Regions from separate parts of the Homo sapiens genome. Here region 1 is linked to region 2. A link is an interaction called in ENCODE POLR2A ChIA-PET data of the cell type or tissue named here. Cell type or tissue: MCF 10A. All regions are shown on one strand. Each heading gives the region's core, and the rest is flanking DNA. Links, peaks and the distances in the headings are about the cores only.

Region 1 (11,105 bases), core at 5,205-7,704, 82 kb after region 2:
CTCTTTTTCTCTCCTTCCTTCCAGCCCATTGAGAAATCTACAAGCCATCCATCGTCTGACCCCGTAAATTTGTCTTTCTGAGGTAATAAGATGACACAGCCTTTGCCAGGTCAGATGCTACTTTCATAAAAAGTGCTGAGTTGGTGACCCAATGCCGTGAATAAGGATATAATCAAATTTCATATTTCTTCCTTGAGCTTCAGCAATGACGCCCACTTTTCATGGATTGTTACTCAGGGAGGACGCATAAATGCCTCTCAGAATCACCTAATTCAATCTTCATAACAACAGTCTAGGTGAGATGGCTTTGTCCCGTTGCAGGCGAGTTCCAAGCACAGAGAACCAAATGGTTTCCACAGAGAACATGTGTAGAAGGGATTGTAACCCACAACTGTCTGAACCCAAGCACTAAGCTTCAAACCAGACTCTGTGCTGCTTCTGCTTTATACACAGGCCCTGGCTGAAAACCCTTGACTTTACCAGGCATGCAAGGAGATGCTAAGTCCACTTTGGCTGCAGGTAAGAATTAAGTAGGACTAACCTGGGTGTTACTAATAAGGAGTTCAACCAGGGCCCAGCAATCAAGGAGGGCTTCGTGGAAGAGGTGGAACTTGGAGTGGCCTGGAAGAATCGCATAGAATCAGCAAAACCATGGAAACGACAATGAGCAGGGAACACACACAGGTCCCACTGTGACAGAATGCACATGGGTGATGAGCAGACATGTCCTCAGATGGGTAGGCAGGACCCTGGAAAACAGGAAATGGAGTCTGTGTTTGACAGCAGAAGCAACGGCAACCACTGTCATCTCATTCATTCATTTAATAATTGTTTATTGAGGGTATCATGTCAGGTGCAGTTCTTAGTGATAGTGACCTAGCAGTGAGTAAGCCAGGCTGAGTCCCTGCCCTCAAAAACCTCAAGATCCAGTAGTGGGCCAGATGGACATTCATGATGTTTAATAGATCAAGTAGAGTTCCCCTTCATTGATATCTATTTCTAAAGATGTCTGTCTTCCCTTCTAACAGATCTCTAAACGACCACGGCCCGAAGTGTCAGTTTCAAATGCTTGTTTCAGCTCTGCCCTCCCCACATCAAATCCCACCTCTCTCACGCTAAAGCATCATAATATATTTGTGCTGAGAGTTGCCTTAGAAATCATTCAGTATTCAGTTCACGGGGGAAGAAACAGAAAGCCCCTAGAGGTGACCTCATTAGCCTACAGTTGCCCTGAGAACTGGTGGCAGAAGCAGATTGGTGTCCAGCCTCCTGATGTACATGCCAGTGCTCTTTCCCCCAAGCCATGTGTCTCCTGGTCACGCCCTTTGTCCTTGCTGTCCTCTACTATTCTCTTCTGGAAGACTCACGATGAGAGAGCCGACTTCTCCAAGCTGCACTCCTAGCTCTCTGGGACCCAGCAGGGACCGCTGCCTTCCAGCCAGCAGTTTGAAGAAGGACAGCTACCATCAAACACAGACTTACAGCCTCCCTGATGCCCTGGATGCCAGGAAATGTCTGGACCAGTCAAGATAAGAGCAAGGCAGAGCCAGGAAGAAATGGGGACAGGAGTTCCTATTTAAATATATAAAGAATCCTTTCCTAGGTAGAGAAAAGTCATCTAGCAATGTGACTGATCACCTCTCCGTTTATCTGTTTGATCAACTGGAATTTCTATACAGAAGGTTTATACAAAGAAGCCACAAACAACCATTGTCACAATGACCCCTACATAATTCCTTGTGTAAATGCTCTGGAAATGCACCCAGAAGTCTGGAGAAGGTCCAATCAAACTGGGTGGCAGGAAGAAGCAAGCTCTGTTCTCAGATCTTCAACAGAATCACCTGGACCCTGGGGTTGCCACCACGCTAAGCCAAGGAGGCCTCTGAATGCACGGGAGTGCAGGGTCTGAAGGGAGTTGTTAAAAGGTGTTTCTTGATCCAGGACCATGTAAAGACCCAGGAGAAATAGGTATCCCAAAGAGAACAGCGTATAAGATTCACAAACCAATGACAAACACGCTGGGTTCGCTGCTGGTCTCCACAGTTGGTTGGTTCTGTAGGGCTCAGCTGCCTCTTTCTCTCTACTTCTGGTTTCAGAAAACACGAGAGAGAAGCCGAGTGCTCATGGAGTTTCCTCAAAGACTCAGCAAAAACTAGGCTTTGTGTTCTGAGATCAGGAAGTAACAGTGAGAGTCCAAAATTTTCTTCCCTGACAATGTCTCCTACTCAAGCAGGGCCTGGAAGTCACCCCCTAGAATCAAAGCCTTGACATATGCAAGCTCATAGTTTATTGCTTCTTCTCCCATCTGCCCGTTGACAGATAAATCCCAGAGGGAATAAAAACACATTGCCCTCAGCAGATTATTCTTCACTGAAGAATACCAGTCTTTTAACACTCCGCTACAGAAATAGCTTTCTGCCGGCTGATGGCTTGTTGCGCTGCACTAAGAGAGCCCGCACACCTCGAAGCTTCGTCAAGCAAAGCCTATGATTTCACAGACCCAGAAATGTTTTCTTTCTCTAAGCCAATAACATATGCTTGGGTTTATGCCAACTCTACCAGAGGCGCACAGATACAATGAGGCATGAAGTTCAGAATAATAGAAAGTAGAGAGTTGGAAAGCACAGGAGAACCCATCTAGACCAACCTGTTTTGTTGAAAAAGGAGCTCCCTGACCCAGAGAGGTTAAGGGTTTGCTGTGAGACGGTGCCCCTGGTTAAAGGCAGCATGAGATGCTGTCCTCTGATCCCCAGCTTCCTAGGGCTCTTGCCTCTAGGTCACACTGCCTTGAGGCCAGGAGCTGATATTGATTGAACAGATGTGAAAACAGAAGAAAAAAAAATTGTGGTGACTGCCCTCTGACAATTTTCCACTTTCTTTGGACCAATTTTCTTTGCCATTATCTGGAAAAAAAAAAAATGTCCAGAAGAGCATTTTAAATTCAGGAAGTGGTTCTGGAACTAGGAGAAGACACACCTTGATGACAGTAATATTGTCTAAGTGAGAAGGAACAAGCTCTTGAATGTTTCTAGAAAAACCAAATATGATAGGAGACCATAAAATTATACTTCGTCATATGGATTTCCAGTTTGAGAAAACTTAGTGGCTAAACAAAGGTGCCGCTTGAGAGATGCAGACAGAAATCAGCCTCTGCTTTAAGAACAAGTTGCTACGCTGAAGAATGAGAAGAGGAATGGGGCCCAGAGGCTGAAGGTCTGGACCAATCTCCCTTCCCAGATAAGCGCCTGGACCCTCGTTCCTCAGAAGCCACGTGTAATTACCAGCTCTTTTTGGCTACAGAGCACATGCCCAGGAGGCTTGGAGAAGCAGGAATTTAAAACATGCTAGTTTCAGAGCCAAGATTGGTGACAACACCATCAGTTACTGTTTGGGCTTCGGGAAGCCGTGGGCTGCAGCACTGGGTCTGGTGTCCTGGGCTGTGTGGGACCTCAGCAAGGTTGTTTCCTGAAATGAAAGCTCCTCTTCTGGGGGATGACACACCAGGACCACCTGCAGATGATGTTTATGAATCCCCCAGCAGGGGTGGATTGATCTTACAATGGGACTGTGTAATATAAACATTTCATTATTCTACAAAAGAATACACACAATACCACCTAAGGGTCTCTAAGAATAGGGTTGGAGAGTGACAATGAGAAAATGCCACTCAAAAAGAAATAGAGCCGCATTCCTTCTACACAACATTAATATTAACTTTACATACAGGGGAAAAAAATGGCATTTTACCTTAAGAGTTATTTGTAAACTCTCTCCACACCATGAGATAAAATCAGTGCAGAGCTCAGAGCTCTGAATTTCCTCATTTGGGGGCTAATAGACTTTAATGGGGGCTCTTCTTGGCATGCAAATGAACGTGTGTGTCTCTGAGTGCATGTGTCTGTGTGTGTACACACGTCCCTTTGAAGTTTATTTACTTGGTAGCACTAATTGTAAAAGGGCACACCCAGGGGAATTTAATGAGGCGACATGCTAGAATATAGACATTAGAAAGGGAATTAATATTTTCCTCATAATAGCAAGTAGGTGAAGTCAAGTATGAGGACAGAAGGAAAGAAAAAGGAAGGCAGGGAAAGAGGGAAGGAGAGGAGAGGAACAGGTTTTGATGATCGTAGATAAGAACCAATAAACACTGTTGCTTCACACTCCCGAGCATAACTTGGCAGAATTTATTTATTGGGAATCAATTGCTTTTAACCTAATACAATCTATTCAGTGCTTATTAGACCTAAAAAAAAAATCGTTTGCTAGAGATGCAATTTGAAAACAACACTGACTTCTAAACCAAATGGATGTTTTCTAAACCAAATGAGGTTTATGTTAATTGAGAGCTGAGTATATTCTAGAAACAGCAGGAAAGCAGACGACAAGCCCTTTGGTTTTGTCTGGACACCTTCCGGAGAGGTGCCTCTAGCAGGTGGGGGTGTGGATTCCAGTGAACTGAAATTACTGTATATTTGGGTATAAACAAACTCCATGTGGCATTGGGACTTATGACCACTGGGACTGCCTGTGGGAACATGCACAAGCTCAGATACTACAACCTGCGTTCCTGAGGTAGCCATAACATAACTACTTTAGGTGATTACACATCTACAAATGAAAATAAACTGTGAACAAGGCCTCATTCACACTGCATCAAAGCCTCCAGAACGTCCTTCAGAACAGAAACAGCAAGGCGAGGAAAGCCTCCAACATTGGGAAATCTCTCTACACAGACCTGTCCTTGCCTGCATCTTCTGCCAATGACCTCACACCTAGATCGTGATGGTCTTAGCCCTAGTCCATTAGCAGAAGGGAAGGATGGCTGGCAAAGAATGCTGCACAGAGAGGAGTTCCGTGTGAAATCATTGGCTCCAGGGGCTCAATCCCTGGTTGCCTGACCTTGAATTGTTCTCTTAACCTCTCTGACCTTCCATATTTTCATCTCTTAATAGTAATAGTTGCCCAGCCCATGCCAGCAAAGAAGGCATGAGGCAAACAAGGTAATTGTGTAGGCATGCTTTCTGAAATGCAAAATCCTGCAATACATTGTCATCGTAGTCTTTGGTTCTTTGAAGTCATCGTTATCTTTGGAAAAGGGAAAATTGAGACCTGTGGTTCATCAATTCAAACCTAGGGTTTCATGCACTCCTTGACATTCTGTTCCACTCAAGGTGGAAGATGAATTCTCACTCTGATGAAGAACTAAGCCATGGGGTCTTTGCCTGCAGAGAGAAGCTACCAGTGCCACAGACACAGGCCTCCACGGCGGTTCTCCCTGCAAAAGGCCACCGTTTGTGTCATCTTGATCATGGCCAGGGCAACATCTTCTTTGGCAAATAGTCTAGGAAGTGAGCCACGGGATTCATTCTGCATTCAAGTCACTGAAATTCCAGCTGAAATAAATGTTCAGCTGGAACATTTTTTTTGGAACATTTTTGTGGAAGAAAACAGTATCCCTCGTTTCTTATGTATCTGTTTAGTAAGAGTTTAAATAGCTGCTGACTCATACCAATTAATCACACTTGAAAAAAAAACCTAATCATTTTAACAAACAAAACTCAGACCTGTATTTAATTGCCATAAAATGGAATGAAACTAAACCAGGTGGATTTAAACAAATGTATGCCTAGAGCACCTATAACGGCCAGGACCCTCTGCTAAGTGGTTCTAAGAACACAGACGTGAAGAAGATACAGTCCCTAAAACACAATGCCAAAAATTTGGATTTGGATGAAAGCAACCAGCATAAGATTCAAACTCTTAGTTTGCCTAAAATCCTAATGTCTTTGAGCCGACAGATATCCTGAGGTTCTTTTCTAAGTCATTTGTTGGCAGATCTCTTCTGTAGTAATCGTACTTAGACCACCGTGCTTCCATGGGCCTCTGTGATCGGACTTAGGTAATCTTACGTTTCTTAGGAACTTGTTCACCTTTGAAATCACTTGAAACAGGAAATTCTCTGCTGTAGCTGCACCAGATGCCCAAGGTTCAGATTAAGCTAATTTCCCTTCTCAACCCTAAGGGGATGTTTTGAAGCTCACCATTCATACCTTCGGAAGATGATTTTCCTAGTCTGTTTGGGCTGTTGTTTATAAGCATTTGTGGCTTATAAACAACAGAAATGTATTGTTCACTGTCCTGCAACTCTAGAGCCTGGGAAGTCCAAGATCAAGGTATCTGCAGATATGGTGTCTGGTGAGGTTCCCTGCTTCATAGATGGCAGCTTCTAGTGGCGTCCTCGTGTGGCAGGAGGGGCCAGGGGTCTCTCTAGGGCTCTTTTATGAGGGCACTAATCCCATCCATGAGGGCTCCACCCCTATGACCTCCTCACCTCCTGAAGGTCCCATCTCCTAATACCATCGCCCTGGAAGTGAGAATTTCAACTTATGAATTTTGAAGAGACACAAACATTCAGACAGTAGCAATGACTGAATAATTACCCGCCACGTTTCCTCATTCATTCATTTATTCATCAAAATTGCTCTCAGTGCTGCTTCTCTGCACCAGGGGCTGTGGCCCAGAGGCTCTGGGCACATGAGAGTAGGGGAGACCTGATCCTTCCCCTTCAGAAGTCAGTAATGATAGCAAAGGAAAGTAAACACGCAGATACCTGCAGAGGGGGCAGCATTGGAGAAGAGGGAGCCACCGCCCATCCCCTAGGCTGCTGGGGGATGGGGATGGATGACAAGGAAGGCTTCTCATTTTAGAGGAGCCCAGAAGAATAAGCATCCTGTGCTCGTTCCTGCATCCTTTCTGATTGGCCTGTTCTTCACCCCGAATCTCAATTTCCTCCTCCCATTCTCCACTTGATGCAAGGTTCAGTGTGCTGAACCTTGCTGACTCTGCCACACTCGCCTGCTAACCATCCTGTAGACACCTGCATCCTCTGCTCCCAGTATGTCCCATGGGCCAGCACAGGCCCCATCTCATCTTCCTCAGCAGGATTTCCAGCCATGTTGCCAGTTGTGGGAAACCCTAATGAATTGGGAGGTGGGTTGGAGGTGAGGGCTCCCTCCTTCTCACCTGGTGGCTGGATCAGGATGAAGGGCATTTACCGGAGCACAATGCTGGCAGTCCCTTGGTGTTTCATTGTGGGGTGGCATCTCGTGCACAGCTTGCCCTCCTCCCCATTCCTCACATTGCCGTCTCCTGCTTCAATCCAGCAGGCTGCTTAGATGGGTCCTGGCAGCTCAGGGAGATATTTGCTCTGCTCCTCCTTTCCTTTGGGGTGGTTTTCTTCAACTCGCCTCTCCTGTTGAAGTTCTAGGGCCTGGGGCCTGAGACTCTTGTGGGGCCAAGGCAGTCCACAGCCTGTTTGTGTTCCCCACCTTCGAGCCTCCCTCTCTAGAGAAAGAGGCCAATGGCACTGTGTGGTCCAGTCTACCTACCTGGAGATGACCGTGTTCCATGTGTGAACTGACACGGCGCTTTGGTCGGCATCTTTGCCTCAGGAAACTGGGAGGATGCCACGTGGCTGGTGAACACCCTGGAGATCAGGCGTCTGGATCTGGCTGAGCAACACAGCTGTGGCACAGCAGAGCTGTCAGGGTCTCCGCCTCCTCTGCACCCAACACCTTCAACATCTATCCCCAAATCTCACTGTGTTCCTTCCTGCTTTGGGGTGTGATTTTGTGATTTTGATAGACCATCAGCTCCCCGAGGACAGGAATCATGTCACCTAGAGATTTGTGACCTTCATCACACTCAGCTCAGCATAGAGCCTTGGGAGGTGCTCTGGGAAAGCATTTGCTGGTGGGCTGGCCATCCTCACCAGCCTGGTGGGGACCCGAAGGCCACACCTGACCTGACACCCACTGCTCTATGCTTCTGTGACACATGCCAATTTGTGCAATCTCATCTCGTGACCAAGCGCAGCTCAAATACATGCACCAAAGCAGGGACTTGCACACTTGTTTTACTATGATCCACGGTGAGAAATACGTTGACATGACCTCCCATCACTCACATATGTAACGGAAACAAGGGCATCGTAGATGAACCTTATGCTATGGGATGTGCATTTTCTGTTTTTTTGTTTTGTGTTCTAGTCTACTCTGATCTTTCTGTTCTAATCTGTCTAGTCCGTCTTTCCTATTTTATTTCTTAAATGCCAGCAGTGTATTCGCTAAATTGATGCCACAACCCACCAATGATTGCAAAACTTTGTTCTGCAAAGTTTCCTGACATCTTGGAGCTCTGTGGGGGAAATCCTGGGTTGCAAAAACAAATAAGGGTGCAGTCCTAGCCCCCAGGAAGCTCACTTGGGAGTCAGGTGGGGGTGGGGAAGCAATCACATTAAAAATCATAACATATTTTCTCATTAGCATTTTCAAAATTAATACGCATTATGCAAGCAATGTGTCTTTTATTCCTAGAAAAGCTGTTACTAAATCAATGGTGTGTGTTACCATGAACAGTATCTCAGAAATGAGGACACGCAGTGTGGTGCCGTGCTCTAAGGATGGCAGTCTTCATCTAACTAGCTTGCCTAGGGCTCCCACTCTGAATGCCCCAGGTGGGCCACTCAGCTCATCTCAGGACAAGTCACCTGTGCCTCCCAGATGGCTAGAGGGTGACTCCCTCTACCAATCACCATTTACAGGAATCTTCAAGGAGAACTTCAATTTGGACTCCTGCCAAGTGAGCACTACCAAAGACCTTGATGCCAATATTACTCCACCAGGCCAAGGTGAACAAACTTTTACTGGAAAGGTCCAGACAACAAATACTTAGACTCTGCAGGTCATATGGTCTGAATCACAAATGCTGAATTCTGTTCTTGGGGCACGAATACACAAAGAACGAGTGTGGCTGTGTTCCCATAAAACTTCATCTGTGGACATTGAAACTGGAATTTCATATCATTTTCACATGTCATAAAATATTTATTCTTCTTTTGATTTTCTTTTCAATATTTAAGAATGTAAAAACCATGCTTAGCTCACAGGCCATACAAAAACAGGCTGGAGCTGGATTTGGCTTCAGGAACCGTAGCCTACTTAGCTCTGTTCCAAGCCAATCAGACCTTCCAGGATGGAAAATATTTCATATCCACCAGGAGCTGAGATGTGCCACCTTCAGCCGCATTAGACTCTGGAACACAGACAAACAGAAGAAGCCATCCGGTAGTTTTCTCTTGATGTATATACCACAGAAAAGTCATGTGGTGAATACAGTGTTGATGAAGAGGTTTTCGCCTGGGGCAAAACCATCTTAAAACTACTATAGTTTTCTAAAAGAGAAGGAGAAGTTACAGATGGAAGGGCTGGCACTAGTGCTTGTGGGCACAACTCCTTTCGGGATAAAAGAAATAAATCCACCTTTTAAAGCAATCAGGCAGGCTCAGCCCATCATGTGGATTTTTAATATTGCGTGTCTTTCCAGGATAAACTGTCACCTTGTTTCACATTGTATTAATCCAGTCTTAGCTATGATGGAAAATGTTCATAAGCCAGGGGGCAGCAAGTGCAATGAAGTGTTTCATTAGCCAGATGGGTCCTGATTAACCTCCAATGTCCAATGAGCAGCTGCACAGACCAGGCTCATTACTGTGTGGCTGGTGTACCAGAGTGTGGCGCTGGCCAGGCACGGTGGCTAACAACTAAAATCCCAGCACTTTAGGAGGCCAAGGTGGGAGGATCACTTGAGGCCAGGAGTTCAAGACCAGCCTGGGCAACATAGTGAGATCTTGTCACTACAAAAAAATTTTTTTTAAATTTAAACTTGGCCAGGCATGGTGGTGCATGCCTGTAGTTCCAGCTACTTGGGAGGCTGAAGTGGGAGGGTCGTTTGAGCCCAGGAGTTTCAGGTTGTAGTGAGCCATGATCATGCCACTGCACTCCAGCCTGGCTGACAAAGTGTCTAAAAAAAATGTGGTGCTAAGTACTTGGGCAGACCTAGGTGATGTTCTCCACCCTCGTACTGGGACCTACATCTGTACCATTTCTTAAGGCGTTAAAGAGTGCAGGACGCAACCAGACAACTTGGTCAGCCCTCCATCACACCTGCTCTCTGTTCTTTTATTTACCACATTCATACATGCTCATTTTTAAAAGTCAATCCAGAAATGTCCATGCTAAATAAACAAAAGACGCTGCCCTGCCCCTTCCTCAACCAATTTCATTCCCCTCCCTCACAAAAAATTACTGCGGGCAGCTTGGCATGCCCTGTGTAAACACACACCCACACGCACAGACACCATGTATGTGTCTGTGCCATTGTCATGTGTTTTGAGCTGTTTCCCAGCACTCTGTGTGGTGACCTAATGAGGCTCTCCATCCTCGTCGGCGCACATGGAACCCCCTCGTTCTCACTGAACAGCCTCAGGCTCCTTCACACGCTGCGTCTTCTTTACAGCCTGCCAGTTAAACCCAATGTTTTTACCTTGGAAAATGTCACGGGCTGTTCTCCAGAAGCAGCAGTGAGCTGGTTCATTGACGTTTGGTGACTTGTTCAGTTGTGCTCCTCACATTCCATTACTGCCACACCTACAGACACGTTGGTGTTTCACAAAAAGGCAAATTCCAAAAGGCGACTGGGAGGAGCTTGCTAGCCGAGGCTCTTCTGCAGAGTGTTTTTTGGTCTTAATGCTTCTGAAATGCATTTTAAAATAAGCCAAACTGGTCATGTGGCACCTGTGATATTATCTAGAAAAGTGTGACTTGAGGGAATTTCTCCAGAATCAAAGATGTCTGAACGTGTCTGCATGAACAGAACCCAGGACGCTCCTTACTAAGCAGGCTCTGCAGAACAAACGCAAGCCAGGAGGAAAAGAGGAAAACGTAGGTTGGTGACATGGTTTGGAATGGGGAAGTTCGTGTGTGTGTGTGTGTGTGTGTGTGTGTGTGTATAATTTCGTTGAGGTATAATTCATATACCACAGAATTTCCTTTTAAATATACAACTGGCTCATTTGCAGTAAGTTTTTAGAGTTGTGCACCAGCATCACAAGCTCATTTCACAACATTTCCATCACCCCAAAAGAAGCCTCCTGCCATGAGCAGACACTGCCCACTCCCACTCCGAGCACAACCACCACCACCCATCTACTTTCTTCTGTACATATTTGCCTTTTCTGGAAATTACATAACGTGGAATCGTGC
Region 2 (11,105 bases), core at 5,702-8,201:
AAGTGTTTCCACCTGTACATCCCAGAGCTAAACCCCATCCTGTTTCAGTTACAGGCTCAAACAATAAACATAAACACTTTCTACATCAGGCTAATTTATGGGGTCTGTTTTCCTGGCTTTCCCCAAGAAATTCCACTCCAAACACATTGAGAATGGGAAGAAAAAAAATCTGTTCTTACAGTCACCATAAAAAGTATGCTATTGATTTAAGAAATTTGTGTTTTCTAAAACTAGTGATTCACGTTTGTGTGTATATCACTCTGCCATCCACATTTACAAGAACAGTCGGAATGTTCGTTAGGAAGGACTACACTGGCTTCTTACAGCCAACTGCAGCTTCTTTGTGTGAGTGTTGCTTCTTGAGCTTTATTAAGTTTTTGTGCCAGTGTACAAATGGCACATGTGAGTCTCCACGAAACTAGTTCATTTTCCAATTCATAGCTAGTGTTGTTCCAATACTGACGCTTATAATAAAAGTGTTAAGTAAATCACCATTAACCATTGCCTTAAACAACTGAATTGAGAAAAGTTTCATTAATTTCTCATTATTCTTCTTTTACTGTGCACATGAGCATGTGATTTTAAGCTTTCATAATATGCGTGTATTGTTTAGTATTACAGACATTCACAGCTGAAAAGCAACTCAGAGGTTACTTAGTGAGACCTAATTGTATTAACTTTACATATGAAGAAATGGAATCAAGATGAAAACATCTTCAATGGTTTACCCAAGATTGCATTGTATCTCATGTCATAAATTAATCCAATCTTTAAAACCCATCATTTCTTTTACCCATCCATTCATTTACTAGGTAAGTATTTGTTGTGCATCTCCTGTGTGCTAAGCATCACGCTCTACCGTGGGAATACAACGATTAAGACCCAGTCCCCTGCCCACGGAGAGCCCTGTGCGTTTATGGATAAGACAGGCAAGATGGCAGGCAATGACAGAGTCTTGAGATAAAGTCACATGGCTACACCTGGCTGTTCTCTAGACGCCTCAGAAAGAGGAAATGATTCAGGCATTGAGCGTTCTGGGAAGGACTCATCTGATTTTTAATACTTCATTATTAAAATGTTAAGCAACAGAAACATGCTTTGACTTAGGGAGATCCAAAAAACCTACATTTGATTTCAAATTCTGCTACATGCTTGCTCTATGACCTTAAACAAATGACTTAGCCTTTCGGAGTTTCCTTATCTTTAAATGGGGATAATAATATGAACCCCAGGATATTTGACAAAATTATATAGTAAATACAGAATTCTAAGTACTGAATAAGTAATTGTTGCTATTCCATACACTTATTTAAAACTTAGCCTCTTGGGAAAAGCATATGGTAAAACTCAGGCTTCTTCTACACCCGTGTCTTTCAGGATGGGGGAGAAAATGGCAGAGGGGCTCAAACACAAGGCTTAGCCCCCACCTATTCTGTGCTCTTTCCACCCAAACACATGGAATCAAGCTGCCACGGAAGCAGAAGCCTGGGGAGAACAGGAAACAAAAACGCAGAGATACTGAGTTCACGAGTGACTGCAGTGTTAGAAGAGGTGTGGGGCTGAATGGGAGTGTGGGGACATGTTAGAAAATCGCTCTCAGAGGAGTTACCACAAAGAAAAGCTTTCTTTCTGATTTTTACATCCCATCACTCAAATTACTGTAACCTACAAAATTCATGAATATGCACTAGTTCCCCATTGCACTAGGTATTTGGTGGGGCATGAATTCAGATTCTGAGAGGTGAATAAGTCCAACAACACCTTGACTTCTTAAATTCTAACTCTGTAAATTTGCAGATGAGAAACCAAAGTCCATAGAGGTGAAGTGACATGATTATAGTCATTTAGAAGACAATGAGATGGGCTTAGATGTGTGAGGACTTCATAAATCCATGTGTGAAAGAGAATGGGTGAGGGGCCAGGGTAAGACCTTGCAGCAAGTCTGACCAGTGAAAGAGGGAGGGAGGTAAGGTTGGATGGCGGCGTCCCAGAGGGCCATGCACCCAGAGGAAGGTTTAGGAGAGCTGTGAAGCAAACGTCAGAGAAGCCCTGGTCTTCCAGCACCGGGCTGGCCTTAGGGCCCCTGCTGTCCTCAGTCATTGGCTGGGAGAACCAGGGAAAAGCAAATGTCGAGAAAGATTTCAGAGGCAGACGCCGGGGTTTTTGTTCACGTGTGCTTCCATAATTGGGGGTCTGTGCTACTCATGGCTACCAGGGTCCACCATGGGTAGGGGTTCTCACTGACCACACACTGCAGGAGCAGCTCCTCCAGGGCCCCTATGGGGCTTTCTGCAGAGGGAGACACAGCTGAGGGAGGCAGGTGGGATGGGCTGTAGGCCACATTGCTGTCATTCACTTGGGGCCCCAGCTGGTACTAATCATCCCCTAACCCTGCTACTCATTCTAAATGTCCCTCACCCTCAGCACTTTGGCAGGGCTCAGTGGCTTGTCTGATGGCATGACCCGAAGGATCACACCCTTGGTCATCGTGTTCTTCTCATCCAAGCTTGCTGAGAGCACCCATTTACCTCTACGGTGGAACCCGGGTATACCAGGAGGCACCCGAGTGGAGCCCTAGGCATGTTCCTCCCTGCCCCACTGTGTACAAGCAGCCACAGCTCCTCTCAATGACCAGGGTCCATTTCCTCAGCCACCTCCTGAGGACAGCTCCGGAAGCAGGGTTACTTGGTGTCTCACAGTCAAGTAGCCTGCCTTCACCAAGGCCAGCAGCACCCAAGAAACATTTCTCAAGGCTGCCTAATCCTCTGTTGCAGATGGCAAGGCCTTGCTCCCGCATCCCAGGAGCCTGTGTTGTGGCTCTTCTGTGGAACTACTGGAAGCTCCAAGCTGCCTCTGATCCCTACTGATGCCTCCAGCACCATAGGGTCTGCAAGATTGTGTGGCCCCAGCAGTAGGGATGAATGCACCACAGCTTGGACCCACAGCACAGCCCTTTCCTGCCCACCACGGTATACCTGGAAGCCTTCTGTGTCACACACAATCTAGGAATGGGATGAGTTGCCACCAGAACCCAGGCACCATGCTTACTTCTTTGTAGTAGTTAATGCAAAATGCAGTGACTTATCTTTCACTGTGGAGCAAAATCCTCGCACTCCTTAATTTCTGGCCCCTAAAATCTTCACTGGAGTGGTCAACTCCCGAGTCTTTGCAGGGTTTACCCCCTACCTGCAGCATCACATGTGTCTTCCTTACTCTCTCAGTGCATGAGCCCCCTCTTGTTTCTTTCGTTCAGTCTGCATGAAGTCATTGATCATTACAGTATTCTACAGTTAGGCCAAGCAGTCCAGGACTGCTCATGCTGTGCCTAGTGTTGGTTCGTGGGTTCGTGGTCTCATCTTGCTGACTTCAAGAATGAAGCAGCAGACCTTCACGGTGAGTGTTACAGCTCTTAAAGAAGGCATGGACCCAAAGAGAGAGCAGTAGCAAGATTTATTGTGAAGAGTGAAAAAACAAAGCTTCCACAGGTGGAAAGGAACCTGAGTGTTGCCACTGCGGCTGGGGTGGCCAGCTTTTATTCCCTTATTTGTCTCTGCCCATCTTCTGTTTTTGTCCTATCAGAGTGCCCTTTTTTCAATCTTCCCTGTGATTGGCTACTTTTAGACTCCTGCTGATTGGTCCATTTTACAGAGCACTGATTGGTGCATTTTACAAACCTCTTGCTAGCTACAGAGCACTGATTGGTGCGTTTTTACAGAGTGCTGATTGGTGCATTTTACAATCCCTTTGTAAGACAGAAAAGTTCTCCAAGTCCCCACTGGACCCAGGAAGTCCAGCTGGCTTCACGTCTCAATGCCAAGAGGCACAGAGTTCATACAGCACTGTGGTTAAATTAGCAGTGCATATCATCAGTCCTATGTGAGCTGTTTCTGGTCCTCTTTTCCAAATGGAATGGTCGAGCATGCACTGGCAAACTAAGAGGCACATGCCCCGTTCTTGGTGCTTTGCTAATCTGCTCTAATGGTGTGATCTGGGCTACTGCTAGGTTAAGTCTGGTAGTAGTGGTAGTCGACATTCGTTCTCTGGGATCCATAGAGTTTCTGCAGGGGCCAGCCTGACAATTCGATGGAGCAGTGATCGGTACCAACACTGTGCACCCTTTAGGTCCTTAATGGTGGACTTCAGTCTGCCTTTCTTTCCCATCTCCTGCCAAGATTCAGCGAGGTTGAGGGGGCAGCTTCGGGGGTTTTCACCTTTTCCAATTGGCCTTTCCCACTATGATAGCTCTTATCCCACAAACCAAGAACCCTAATGTGGGCGTAGTTCCACCTGCTCTGTAGCTCTTGTCTAACAGTCCACTGAAGAACTGGGAAAGACCACTGCTGAAGCCACAGACCCAGCAGGCCCACTGCGAGCTGGACAACAGCCAGATCCAGTAATGACTTGGCCCCCAGGTCCCCTACTCTACCGGGAAAGCCAAGATGACTCTGTGGAATCTCTAGGTATCCCTGGAAATTCAGACCTTGTGTCCAATAGTCTTTGAAATGTCAGGTAATTCCCCCTACCCAGATTAAAGTCACATGAGTAAATGGCCTTAGGTGCCCTTGAGGAAGGACTGGGGGAATGCTCATATGCTGGCCACCATGCTGCAGGAATCTGTATTTGCAGGACAAGCCAGCTCTTCAGTCAATGGGTTTCAAGTCTGAAATTGGGTATGCCTGGGGACTGAGCAGGAGGCTTTGTCTTGGTTGCGGAGAGGCAGTCCTCAGCCTGCCGCTTCTTCCTTCTTTACCATTACTATTACAGGCATGGGGTGGCACCCTTGTGGGCCTATCTGAGGCTAAGAACAATCTGCTGTATCAGCCATCCCCAAACTCCCTGCAGCTCAGGCCCCCTTGGCCACCCCTCCAACCTTCCTATTCATCATTGTTGTGGCCTCTGGTTTCTAGCCCCCATTACTTTGGGGCCCCATCATCCCCAAAAAGACCCAGTCTTCCAAGAGCCACCCCAGGAGCTTTGCTTCATTTCTTGACATCCTGTCTACAATGTTAAATCTTATATTCTGAAAAAAATTACTTCTAACTATTGCTTATCTGATTTACAGTCTGATCAAACACCCTCAAAATCCAATCCCAGGCATACTCCCTTAGCTCCCATGTGGACACATGCCAGCTGGCCTTTCCATTATTGGGATGAAAAGTCTTTTCCTCCCCTCTCAAGCCCAGCATATTCTCAGCTGGGTTCTGTTGGGATTGAAGCCTAGCTGTGCCCTGGCCTCCTAGAGGGGAGGATGCCTGTTGCTTGTTGGGGAAGCTTCTGCGCTTGTACTAGGATATGGCGGGGCCACCTCTGCAATTTCAGAGGACTCACAGGGACTGTAGAGTCAGCGTCCACAGGGAACGCCATGCAGAGGTTTCCCCACCAAGGTTCTGCCTCACAGATCACAGAAATGCCTGGACTGAGCACCCACACATCTCCAGAGCTCTGACACTTTCACAAGTACCTGCTGCTCAACTGCATCTGCCCACCCATGCCAGGTGATGAGGGTCCCTTCAGAAGCTATCCTTGAAGCTCTCTGGCTCTCACACTTGACCATTAACTGCTAGTTAATACATCCCAGACTCCTTTTCCTTCTGCAGTACATGAATTCAGCTTTGCAATAACCAGTCAACTGTGCTGTCTTGTAGACATTGTTCCCCCAATATTTTCCAAATGCTTCCATCATTGCACCTGTCTCTGCATTATCCTCCACTGAGCGGTGTTTCAAGGCCCACCTCAGTGAAATCTTTAGCAATCGAGCTGCCATCCCTTATCAAGGAGGACATGAGTCTCTGCCCTTCCACCAGTCATCATGGAGACCTTTCTACCTGCTAGCTAATTCACGATCTAGACCGAAACCCATATTTTGTCACCTTTTTTCTCTGACCACTCTTGGTACCACTCCTGTGAGTCTGGGTCTTCTGAGAAGCAGAAGTCTGCAAAGATTCTAGTGGGAGAAAGGCCTGCATGAGAGAAAGTGGAGAGGGCTAAGAGGCAGGCCTCCCCACCATGCAGGTATGAGCCCCAAGATAAGGTCAGCGAGACTGAAGGTTGGGTGGAAAGTCCCAGATCTGTACCCTCTAAGGAGGGCCCTATAGGCTGCTGTGGGTCCTCACCAAAGCCAGCACTCACAGCAGCCCGTCTCTCCTTGTTGGCTGGCTGCTGTGGGGAGCATGGTTTTGACCCAGGTGAAGGGCAGGTGTGCAGGCCTGGCAGGAGGCCGCTGGCCAATTGCACTCCTTGGCTGGAGCTGGGTGGGTGTAGCTTCAGGACCACAGTGGAGTTGGGAGCACAAGCCACCCTTCTTCCTTCCCGAGGTCTTTCCATGGCTCCTGGAGCCCACTGCACGTGACAACTTCATTATTGTAACTGTAATGAGAAAATCGCTAGGAGAACAAGGACATGAGGAATTAATTTCTGCTCTGTTTAGAGAAGATGTTGAACTTTCTTTCAGTGGCCAAAAGGCAAAGCCCGATGTCATGGCCGAAGAGGTCTGGAGAAACTAGGACGCGGCAGTCACATCCCTCCCCACGGGGTCACCGCACTGCCTGCAAGGAACTTCCTGAATGCTGCCTCTGCACAGCTGGCAACCAGGGGTTCTTAGAGCTTGAAGGAGCATGCATTCTTTATTATGACACAACTAGGAAAAAATCACAGTGCCAAGTTAGCAAAGTTAAACTCAGGGGCGGTGCTCTGCCAGGAACCCCGCTGTGGAGAGATGTTTATTCAATGTGCTTTCTGCAAGGACCAAAGACAGGCTGATGCTTTTATGAGACACTGCGGTTTGCTCTTGGGTAACAAACAGCAATGAAAAAAAAACAGGAAATTTCCACTGTAAGATGTTCTAAATGAAGTATTTAATATACTAAATGTAATGAGTGGGTCCCCTGCTGACTTGCATTGAAGAACATAAATATGTAATAAACTAAGCTACTTGGGACTATCTGAAAATGCATTCTCCCAAGAACAACCTCGGGTTTACTGTCCTTTTAATAAAACTTCCTCCAAGTGACAGTCATTGTCTTTAACACAAATGCACATTGTAGATCTTTCTTGACAAATAATAATTGTGAGGATGCTTTGGAACTCAATTGTGAAATTAATCCCATTATCCTTTAAGACATTACAGTTGTGTTTTACTGACGTTGATTTCGCCTGTCCCATTTTTAGATATTTTTAAAAATCTGATTTCATTTCTCCCTGGATTTTATTTTTTGTAGTCAGTTTATAGCATCTTTCCAAAACCAACCATGCTAAATGGAAAACATACCTTAGATTAAGAAAAAATTACATATTTTCCATGTATAATAATGGAATGCTTTGTGGTATGACAGTCATTCATTGCAAACATTAAGCCTATATTGATAACGTTCAGTTAACACTGAGGTGCTCATAATATATGGATCATTAAACTGCCTCTACGTTGTCAGATTTTACTTATTTAAATAATAACTAAGACTCTAGAAACTTTTCTCTAATAACCTGCCAACAGTGATCATAAAAATCCTGCAGCATTTCCTGATTTCTGTGATGTGAACACACTCACCATGGCTCTTCCCAAGGCTCCAGGGTGATGTCCTGGGATGTGGGATGGGAAGAGGTGTGCAGAATTTGTTCTCAGGAGTTGGAATGGCCGAGAACAACTTAGCCACCAAACCAATTTCTAACCCGCCTTCTGCCCTCCTTGGTTCCATTGAGTACACATGGTCCACCTTCTCTACCCTTTTAGCCTAACAAAAACTCTGGCCTCAGTAGCACAAAGTGCAAATGCGCTCTGCCCTCCGAGTCCTCCAGGGTTTGTGGTGGTGCTGGCACAGAGGTATGGTTACTGGGCAGCTCCACCTTCAATCATAACAGAAGGCCTGTGAAGTCAGTGGCGTTTCTTCCTTTTTGGGTTTGGAAGCTGATGCTCAATAGGATTCAGGGACACCCCCCAGGGTGGGCCAAACTGCCAGGAATGTTCTCTACCCACTGGGCCTCACTGGATTTCCCTCCTAGAGGGCTGGTCACAGTGGCAAGGATGAGATTGGGAGGATCAGCAATTTGACTTGGGTCTATTTAAGGGAAAAATTGGTAACCTTCCTGGAATATGTTTCTCATAAACCTCCATTGTGTTGGATGATAAAGGGGTCGATGGCTCCTTATGGAAAAGGGCAAATCCAACAAAGACAGCTCTAAAGGAGGAAGGTAGCCGACGGAAGGGCACACAGAAGCCCCGGCCAAGCTGAGCCTGGTTGCCTCTCTCCCCACCCTCCCAGCACCACCCGACTGGGGCTGGGACAGGCCACTTCCTCAGCGGGACACCTGTCCAAGTCCGGACAAAACACCAAAGCCCTGTTCTTTGTTCCCCTTTGCACAGCTGAGAAAGCTTGGGATTTTCAAAAGAACTTTTTACTAAAACATCATCAGAAAACAAACAACAAATGAACAAAGAAAAGACTAAAAGCACGAAAGCCATCTTCAAAGCACGGATACGGAGTCCTGCGGAATCTCCCTGCCTCACCATGGTTGTGGGCTGGCTCAGCAGTGCACCCTGGAACCTGGCTGTCAGAGCCCCCACCTTTGCACCCCCTGCCCATCTTTGCCACCTCCTTTCTGGGGAGAAATTCTTGCTACATGAGAGAGAAATGATATGAGACACATGGGCTGGTGTCACAGCTGGAAAAGTGCAGGCCTTGCCCTCCAGAGGTTGCCAGGTGCAGAGAAAGAAACCAGCAGATCTGTGATTGCTCTCCACTTCCAGGGAGTATGGTGGGTAGAGACTGGGATGTGGGAGGGAGACAGAGACACCCACGACAGCACCCTAGATCTGCCATCATTCAGCAGCACGACTCTGGCAAGGTGATAGCGTTGGGCAAGCCCTGGCGTCCTCCTCCATAAGATAGAAACACCACAGTGCCTGCTGATGGGCTGTGAGGACAGAATTAAGTGGTTGTGACTGGCCCGTGTGAAGTGAACTCAAGGTGAGCTTTAGTGTCGTTACAAAGGACGACTTGAGCTTGACTTCTCCAGGACTCCCGACCTTACTTCTTACAGGGGCAAATGGCAAAGCATAGAGATGCCTGTGGGTAGCCCTTAAACTGGCACAGCTCTGGGAATTCTGCGACACTGGCCCTAGGTTCTGTTCTTGCTGTCAGTAGCCACTCAGCCCTCCCAAAAGAACATGTGGGTGCTCCCAGGACCCAAGGACCTTGCTTTCGTTACTATCTGGGGAACTGGGGGCAGGAAGGATGGGAGGAGGTGGGGAAAGAAGATCAGGAACAAGGAGGCGTGAACCATTCAAGATGACACAGAGTCCCAGGCTTTGGGAATGGGCTGGGTAATTGCTGAAAGGCCGAAGGAACAAGGAGAAATTGTGCAAGTGGAGTTTTCTTTGGGAGCCTTAAGAACTGAAAGCCAAGAAAAAGCAGAAATGTGCAGCATCTTTCTGGAGAGGTCCTTCTTGCCTAGGACTCCCTTCATTACCATGAGCAGTTTCCATGACTCAATCCTGTGTCATCCCTCACGTGCCTCCCCCTAAATAAATAGAAAGGAAAAAAACAGAAGAAGGGAGGGAGGGAGGCAGGGAGGAAGGGAGAGAGGGAGGGAGGGAGGAAGGAAGGAAGGAAGGGAGGCAGGTAGGCAGGGAGGGAGGGAGAGAGGGAGAAAGCGAGGGACGGAGGAAGGAAGGGAGAGAGGAAGGAAGGGAGGGAGGGAGGGAGAGAGGAAGGAAGGAAAGAAGGAAGACTATTAGCCAGAATAGCTTGATGGTTTTAAACATTTTTTAAGTTGAGCTTATTTCCTCCCAGTTGTGTCTCACACACTAGACTATAAGTTCCAAAAGGGCAGGGGCAACGTCTGCCCCCATCATTGTCAAAACTCCAGTCCTAGAGCAATGCCTACCACATGACACATGTTCAAAATATGTTGGCTTAATGAATAAAGAAAAAGCCAAATCATGAAGCTGATAAAATTGCTAAGTTAGGACTTCCAATTAAAGATAAGAAATCAAGCAATCATACTGTCCTTATCTCTAAAAATGACAAAAATGGACAAAAAATAAAAATAAAGTAGAAGACCCCATTTTAAATTAAGAAAAGGAAACATTTTCAGCTCAAGAATACAAAGAATTTCTACCAGTTCAAGTGGCGCTTTGACCTGCTGAGAATACTTCCTGGCTGCCTCTACCACATCGACTCCTCTTTCCTAACTGTGCTGTGACATCCTGCTGAGTTACTTTCAATGGGATTGAACTTTCCCTTGCTCAAGCAGTAGGCGGCCCTGATTAGCTGGAGGGGGTTGACGTTCTCCACCCTTGGGCTGGGGTGATGTGTTCGAGAACGGACATACAGTCCGAGTCAGGTCCATGCGGACCTGCAGGACTTAGCTCCAACCCTTTTGTTGATCTTCTAGAAAGGCAGTGTTTTCCTACTGGAAGTAAATGAGACATGGAGTTGGGCAGGAGATTCAGCCAGGCTCTTGAGACCACAGTGGAGGAGTTGCTAGAGAATTGGGGCAACTCTGAGGATGCGGAATTGAGAAATAGAAACTGTTTTATGGCTGTGTTGTTTAAGGCCTGGATGAATCTCACTTGAAGCCAGACATGCCTCTGGGATGCTCTGTGGGGGAAAATAGAGTGTTTACATTTAGGGCTGTTTCAGTTGGGTTTTCTAGAGCTTGCAAGGGGGTCTGAATGGCAACTGCCCCAAAGTTGACACACACCTCTTGAGAGTCTTAGCTTTTCCTGGAGGTGAAGGGCCTTGAGGAATCCGAGGATCCTATGGTGAAAACCAAAGGTGCCGGCACAGATGAGTGACAGGAGCACTAGGGAACAGGCCGCCTCCACCCCAGCGTGTGGGCGGGAGGTTGCCTCTGGAATTCTTGGCCTATTTTCTATGGACATGGCTTCGTAACCTGGAGAAAGAGCCAGACAGAAGAAAATGCTAACCCGAGATGTACGAATAGAGAAAAATCAATGGTAAGTCACAAACCATTGAGCTAAGAGGCATCTGAGAGTCACTGCCAGCTCCTGTGTGGGGCATCATTTTACCCCAGTCAGGTGATGCCCCCAAATCTAAGGAAAGGGATGTGTCCTCAGAGAAGACAGAGATTTTGTGGGGGGAAAGGTA

Evidence for each region. Peaks named below come from ENCODE experiments on the same cell type or tissue, not always from the same donor. Only the 100,000 strongest peaks of a DNase experiment are listed, where the experiment ranks them.
Region 1: POLR2A ChIA-PET joins it to region 2 with 5 read pairs; 2 of 35 experiments call an interaction of 5 or more read pairs at or near these places.

Annotation. Positions count from the first base shown.
Region 1 is chr6:1,100,778-1,111,882 of GRCh38, forward strand. It overlaps LINC01622 (long intergenic non-protein coding RNA 1622), which reads right to left and starts at 555. Exons shown (of 4, transcript NR_027116.2): 1 at 1-555. RefSeq lists enhancers at 1-866, 3,312-3,887. In MCF 10A, for the core only: no CTCF peak of the experiment used is centred there; no DNase peak of the experiment used is centred there.
Region 2 is chr6:1,018,128-1,029,232 of GRCh38, forward strand. All of the region lies in intron 1 of LINC01622 (long intergenic non-protein coding RNA 1622), which reads right to left. Among named protein-coding and RNA genes, the nearest start is that of LINC01622, 78 kb to the right of the region's middle. RefSeq lists an enhancer at 9,964-10,477. In MCF 10A, for the core only: no CTCF peak of the experiment used is centred there; a DNase peak (open chromatin) is centred at 6,704.